2 separate regions of the Homo sapiens genome follow, and region 2 is linked to region 1. The links are chromatin contacts, found by Hi-C or POLR2A ChIA-PET in ENCODE. All regions are on one chromosome and are shown on one strand. Each heading gives the region's core, a stretch centred on a gene start or an enhancer-like site at or near the end of the contact. The rest is flanking DNA. Distances are from core to core; before and after follow the strand shown.

What was found. Hi-C counts contacts between places; a loop is a spot of excess contacts on that map. ChIA-PET counts read pairs that join two places held with the same protein, here RNA polymerase II (POLR2A).
Region 2: a map of PC-3 shows a loop between it and region 1 (2.1-fold over the local background). The contact joins two enhancer-like sites. A Hi-C loop is called at or near these places in 1 of 168 maps with a recorded cell type or tissue (PC-3). POLR2A ChIA-PET finds 5 or more read pairs at or near these places in 1 of 52 experiments (MCF 10A).

Annotation. Positions count from the first base shown.
Region 1 is chr12:88,656,619-88,660,352 of GRCh38, reverse strand. No RefSeq gene overlaps it. Among named protein-coding and RNA genes, the nearest start is that of KITLG, 78 kb to the right of the region's middle. Within about 2 kb of position 2,157, at least 2 of the 41 ENCODE cell types and tissues checked have a DNase peak (open chromatin) inside an H3K27ac peak, as active enhancers do; they include PC-3, where a contact is called at or near this core.
Region 2 is chr12:88,924,534-88,927,963 of GRCh38, reverse strand. No RefSeq gene overlaps it. Among named protein-coding and RNA genes, the nearest start is that of LINC02458, 93 kb to the left of the region's middle. Within about 2 kb of position 1,908, at least 6 of the 41 ENCODE cell types and tissues checked have a DNase peak (open chromatin) inside an H3K27ac peak, as active enhancers do; they include PC-3, where a contact is called at or near this core.

The DNA of each region.
Region 1 (3,734 bases), core at 908-3,407:
TTCAAAACACACATACAAGTGGTTCTCCAGATCCTTTATTTTTGATCGAAAGCAGTTTTTAATCCATATCTTCTTCTACTTTCCAGAGTCTTATCTTAGGTCCCTATGAGTTTGCAATTCAAGTATCACTATAGCCTCCTTTTAACTGATAACCTCCACCTCTTCCAGTCTATTCCTTATGCTGCTGCTAGAGTGATCATTCTCAAATAGAAATTTAACTATGGAGTGAAATCCTTTCATTGCCACTTACAAGCCACTGACCTAAGTTAGGCTAGTCACTTACTTTATTTTTCCTTAGTTTCATCTCCTGTAAATTAGGTATGCTAATATTTCCTACCTATAGAGAAATTACAAGGATGAAAGAAGTTTATACAATTAAAGTGTTTACCACAATGCATGATTGATACATAGGAATATCATAGCATCATACATAAGTGCTTGATAAAAGTTAACCATTATTATTTTTCTTTCTATATCCATAAAGACTCTCAAATATTAATTAGTTGAATGAATGAGTGGACTAATGAATTAAAGTCCTGATGGTTCGTTTTTAGAAAATTATAAATGTTTAAAATACACCCAAACATTTCCTCAGACAGCAAAATGTTCCTGACCCCCTTCACAAATTAAAATAGAGTTTTGGCTGGGTGTGGTGGCTCATGCCTGTCATCCCAGCATTTTGGGAGGCCAAGGCGGGCGGATCACCTGAAGTCAAGAGTTCGAGATTAGCCTGGCCAACAGGGTGAAACCCAGTCTCTACTAAAAATATAAAAATTAGCTGGGCATGGTGGCAGGCGCCTATAATCCCAGCTACTCGGGAGGCTGAGGCAGGAGAATTACTTGAACCCAGGAGGCGGAGGTTGCGGTGAGCCAAGATCACGCCATTATTCTGCAACCTGAGTGACAAGAACAAAACACCCTCTCAAAAACAAAAATACTTTTTATGTTTTATAGAATCTAGTTATTCTTTTATGATATTTATAAAATAATATAATAGAATCCAGCTTTTCTCCTTAAAATTATTTATTGCATTTTATAAGAATATATGTGTTTTGTCCACATCTGTATCTCTTACTCAAATTTACTTGATGTCAGGCCATTACCATTACCAAACTTCAGATTGTAGAACTTAATGTTCTATAGTCTCAGTCATGGTGTTACCCATCTTAATTCTAGTATTTAGTAAGTATTCACTTTTCACTATTCAAACTTCCTTTCATTTATGCTTTATTAATCATAATGGGCCTATTTTAGGGCAACATGCCTCATATCTATTTTTAGAAGGAGGTAGGAAATAAAAAATGAGAAGGGAAAGTGGAATTGGTTAATGTTGGTTATAGTGAAAGTGTGAAACTCTACCATTTATAAGGCTTAGGAATAGATCACCAAGAATGTTGCCATGAATATAAATGCTATTACTAATAAAAGACATTTGTCTTATGTTTTACAAACATAAGTTGTTTCATATACCTTCTCTCATCTAATGCTGACAACAGCATCCAGGTAATTAATGCATAAATTTTGATCCACATTTTACATATGAACCAACTGTAGCTCAGAAATGGCATGACTTTCTAAAGGTTTCACAGTCACTCAATTGGTCAAGCTGTAACTCAGATATAGATCAGCTTTGCCAAGTCCATTGCTCTTTATAGGATACCACTGTGATTCCATCATAAAGGTAACTCTGTGTTCAATTAAAAAAAAAAAAACACTTAACTAAACCAGGAATGGGTTTTTAAACTGCTGTCCATAAGTGTTCCTCCCACATTGGCCTTCCTAAGTGTTGAGATTACAGGCGTGAGCCACCAAGCCCAGCAGAATGGATTTTTAATTGTGATTTATTTTAGGGGAATAAATAACAGGATCTGCTTAACACATTAAATACCAGAAAGAATGAGTTACATGTACCTTTGAGCTTATTCATGCTACATCGAGATGATAAAACAAGCATTTCTGAAATTGATTGATAGTTTTTTTTTTACTTCTATATTTTATCAGATGCAGATATAATATTTTATCTAGTGCTTGGCAAGTGATAATGTATAAAGCAGATCATTGTTTAATTATAATGAAAGCTGAAGTAAACAGCATGAGTGATTTCTAAAAATCTAACCACTGACAACCACACCCTTTGGCAACTCTCCTAGGTCTCACAAGAAGACAATGGAGTAGATTGTGTTAAGCAAAAATTAAAAAAAAAAAAAGCATTAAGCTGTATGCCAAGACAGGGTAAAAGATGGAATCCAGATTTAAACTAATGAATAAAAGAGTCTTAAACTTACATAAGGAATCCTTCTTTTGTTTATTTTTGTTTGTTTTGCTCACATTCAACATTTTACCATGTTTTGTGATTACCATGTGTAAGGAACTATTCTAAACAGAAAAAAAACTTTCAATTAAGTCCAATTTAATATTTTTAAAAGTATAAACTTGGAGTCATATAGATCTAAGTTTTAATCCCACCTGCTAATTGTTACTAGTACATATGAGAATAAGAACAAACTACTTAAACTTTTTGATGACTGGGCATAGTGGTTCACACCTGTAATCCCAGTTGAGGATTGTCTGGTTACCTTTGGGAGGCTGAGGTGGGTGGATTGCTTGAGCCCAGGAGTTCCAGACCAGCCTGGGCAACATGGTAAAACCATGTCTCTACAAATATACAAAAATTAGCTAGGTGTGGTGGCACATGTCTGTGGTCCCAGCTACTCAGAAGGCTGATATGAGAGGATCACTTGGGCCCATTATTAGGTCAAGGCTGCAGTGAGCTGAGATCATGCCACTGCATTCCAGGCTGGGCAACAGAGTGAGACCCTGTCTCAAACAAACAAAAAACAAAAATACCTTTTTAATAGCATTACAAAAAAGCTACTATCAGGATTAAATAAGATACCATATTCATTTATCTATTCATTCATTGGAGCCTACTTTGGATCAGACACTGTTCAAAGCACCTAATATACATTAGCATGCAAAACAAAATCCCTGTCTCCATAGTTTCCATTCTAGTAGGTATGAGATAAGAAAGTGCTATCCTGTGTATCATTTTGTGCAAGCAAGAGATACACAAAAACACTGAATTTTCCAATAGGATGTGTGTGGATTAAGCCTTTAATGATTAAGAATTGAGGTCAGTAGCTACCTCGGAAAGTGTAATAATGATGTCTTGAAAATAAGAGTAGTGGTTGAAAGTGTGTTTAAGATGAGTCCCATTCAGTCAAGTAACTGCTTATTCATTTATATTTACTGAATGTCTGGGAAAACACAACCAAATAACAAGAGATGACCCACAGAATGATTAAATAAATTGCTGAGGTTTGATCAGTTCTTCTGGTCTTCTATATGAGCTAAGGGACTCTATTTGAAGAGAATGAAAATTAGTAAATAATTGCCATCAATTTAGTACATTTACTCCTTTATCTGAATGTGAATCAAGCTATTTCCAGAAATGTGTTACCATGTTTCCATCTCTGAATGTACTCATCCACATACTACTGAGGAGTAGCTCTCTTTATATGTTATAAAGAAACAAGAGCCAGCATTTGGCAGCTACATGAAGATATGAAGAAAACAAATATATAAAATATAAAATATATTATATAAATATATATAATAAAAATATATAAATATACAAAATATAAAAATTATGTAACTATCAAGAATCTTGGGCTGTTTGTCTATGGCAGGTTTATTTTTATATTTCTACAGAGGAATTAAGAGACAAGGATAAG
Region 2 (3,430 bases), core at 659-3,158, 270 kb before region 1:
CCTGTAGACTGAATGTTTATGCGCCCCTCAAATTAATATGCTGAAACCCAATCCCCAATGTGATGGTATTTGGAGGTGAGGCCTTAGTGAGGTGATTTGGTCATAAGGGCAGAGCCTTCATAAATAGGATTAGTGCCCTGATAAAAGAGACTTTAGAGAGCTCCTTCACTCTTTCTTCCATGTGCAGACATAGCAAGAAGACTGCTGCCTGCGAATCAAGAAGTGGGTACTTACCAGAGCAGACACCAAATCTGGTGGCATCTTGGTATTAAACTTTCCCGCCCCTACAACTGTGAGAAATAAATTCCTGTTGATGATAAGCCACCTAGTTTATGGTATTTTGTTATGGCAGTCCAAGATGACCAAGACAGGTGGTAAAGAAAGGCCCTTCTAAAGACAGACTATTTAAGATAAGAACTGAAAAGTACAGAGACTGGGAGAAGAGCATTCTTTGCTGTGGAAAGAGCAAATGCAAAGATTTTGAGGAAAAAAAAATGGCTTGGCCTATTGAAGAAACAGAAAAGAGACCAGCATGGCTGTAATATAGTGAATAAAACTTTAAAAAGATGAAGTAAGAGATGACAGAAAGATCACTTCAATTGCTCAGTACAAAACTGGAATAGTGAAGGGGAAGAGTAAAAGCAAGAAGGCAATTTAATTTAATAGGCTATTGCTGTTATCTGAGTGATAGACTAGGGTGGCTTAGACAGGGTGATGGCAGTGTTGGTGAACGGATGAAAAGATGGATTTGAGATATATTTTGGTGTCATAAATCGTGTAATTTGCTGGTGAATTAGATATGGGAATTGAGAGAAAAATAGAATACAAGGTTGTTTTCTGCATTTTTGGATTAAGCAACTGATGGATGCTGGCACCATTTAAAGAGATATTAAAGACTCAGGAAAATAATAGGTTTGGGCGGAAAACAAGAACACTATTATAAATTTGAAATGCATATAGATATTCATGTGGAAATCTGACTGCTTATTTCAAATAAGCAGTTAGAAGGCACTCGGGGGAAGTTGCTTCTGTAGCTATAAACATGGGAAGTCAGCAGCTTCACAAGTAGATGTAAACTGTGGATTTAGAAGCGTTTTAGACAACAGTGAGGAAGAGAGAGTGAGCAGAAAACAAAAGATGACCCAGCACAAAGCTCAGTTACTCCAACACTTAGAGTTGAAGACAGCAAAGGAGGCTGAAAAAGAGCAGACAAGGACAATAGAAGAGAGAGGAGTGTTACAGAAGCTATAGTACCTATGTGTGTTTTCTTTTTGTGTAAGATGAGTGTATTTTCTTAAATCTTAATCCATACAGTTTAAGTGGAGCTGATTCTCTCCCAACACACAAGACCCTCCCCAAGTCTCTGCTCTCAGTTGGGCATGGTATGAGACTTGCTCAATTAAAGCCTTCTCACTACTCCCACTGATACTCACAGGAAAGAGGCATGTGGTGTGTGTGTGTGTGTGTGTGTGTGTGTGTGTGTGTTTGAGTTTACTAAGACCAGGAAAGACAAGGATGATTGATAAAAGTCTAGAACTGTCAATAGCCATCTTTGTTACCATGTGAGGTTTACCTGCCTAAAAACTGAGATAACAGCAGAAATGTAAGCTGAGAGGTAGAGAAAAATAAATAAGTTTCTGATAATATGTGTTTGAACCTCTAGAGCCAATGATGCCTTAAACTAGCACCATTCCTTGAACTTCCTGGATAAAAGAGCCAATAAATTCCTTTTGTGTTTACATAAGTTGGTTTGAGTCATGTTCCTGTTACTGGCAACCAGAAGAGATAGGACTACGATAAAAGATATTTCAAGAAAGGTGGAGTAGTTAATTGTGTCAAAAGCCATTGGAAAGTTAAGAGAGATGAGGGCAGAAAAATATTCCTTGGATTAGACAACATGGAGTCACTGATGACCTCATGGGAGAGATATCCGTGCAGGGGTGAGACTGGAAGTCTACCTGGGGTGGGGAAAAAACAAATTGGCAGTGGTTGAGTGGAGACAGTGAAAGTGGCAACTTACTTAAAAAGATCTTTTGTGAAGAAAAGTAAAGAAATAGAGAGATCACTGGAGAGGATTATGGTACCAAAGTAGACGCAAGGAAATATTTGATATTTATCTTCAATCATTCTTTCATCAAGTATTTATCCAAGCATGATTATCTATATATTAAGCTATGTTAGCCCATGAAAAAAAATTAAAATTCTGTCATTACCACTCCTTGCTTCCTAACTTACAGTGGTGATGATAGATTTTTAAATGAAAGTTAAAGTGTTATAACAAAAGTCTTTGCATGTGGCAAAAATATAATGAAAATAGATTACTTTTCTCTGTCTGACTCATAAGATTTTGTAGTTCTTAAAAATATTTCCTCAATATTGCTCAAAAGTATTTGGCACTGATTGAAATGGGCCCTACTCCTTTGAATAAAAGAGGAAGATTTTACTCATTCTAGGTGGATGCATTTAATTAAAAAAAAATTCAAGTCAGTGAAATCATCTTTTATTGCCAATTTTCTTTAGTAACAAATGGTAACAAAGAGCTACAATGCAGCAATTCAAGAACAACAACAAAAAATATTTAATGCTTATAAAGTACCAGGTACTCTGCAAGGTGGTGAGAATGAAGAAGTGAAAACACAGTTTTTGATACCTAAAAAATTAGTGTCCAGTATGGAAACAGGTATAAGCAATTAAAAAATTCAATAAGAATCACCATAGGAAGAAACACAGGACTCCATAGGAAATCTTAGGTGGAGTATCCCTGTTAGAGTCAGTGAATTTTTCTGAATGGAAGTAGAACTGAATCTGGAATTGTGAGTAGGACTTGGAAAGGCAGTTGACTTCCTTTTCTTAGCAGCTTACCCATTTCTCATAATCTGATCCAGCCTGTTTGCAGGCAAAACTCTTCACACTGTAACACATAGCAAGTGCTCAATAAATGCTGCTTAACTATTATTATCAGTAGGCTCCTACCTCTACATAAATAAACACAAGTAATAAGCCAATATTAGTTAAGAAGAGGCAGGCAATTACTGTTTGTGGAGATAATTAAGCTTTGGTGTTCTGTAGACTAAATTTAAAATTTATCTACTTAAAATTTATTGACTGTATTAGTTTGCTGAGGCTACCATAACAAAATACTACACATCGAGTGACATAAACAGCAAAATGTATTTTCTCACAGTTCTAGAGGCTAGAAGTTCAAGATCAAAGTGTCAGCAGGTTTGGTTGCTTTGGAGGTTTCTCTCCTTTGCTTGGGGATGGCCACCTTCTTGCTGTGTCCTCCCATGGTCTTTCTCTGGTTTCTCATTTTGTGTTCAAATTTCTTCTTCTTATAAAGACAACTGTTAGATTGAATTAGGGCTCACCTTAACTGTCTCATTTTCATGAAGTCACCTTTTTAAAGGCACTATCTTCATATAGTCATATT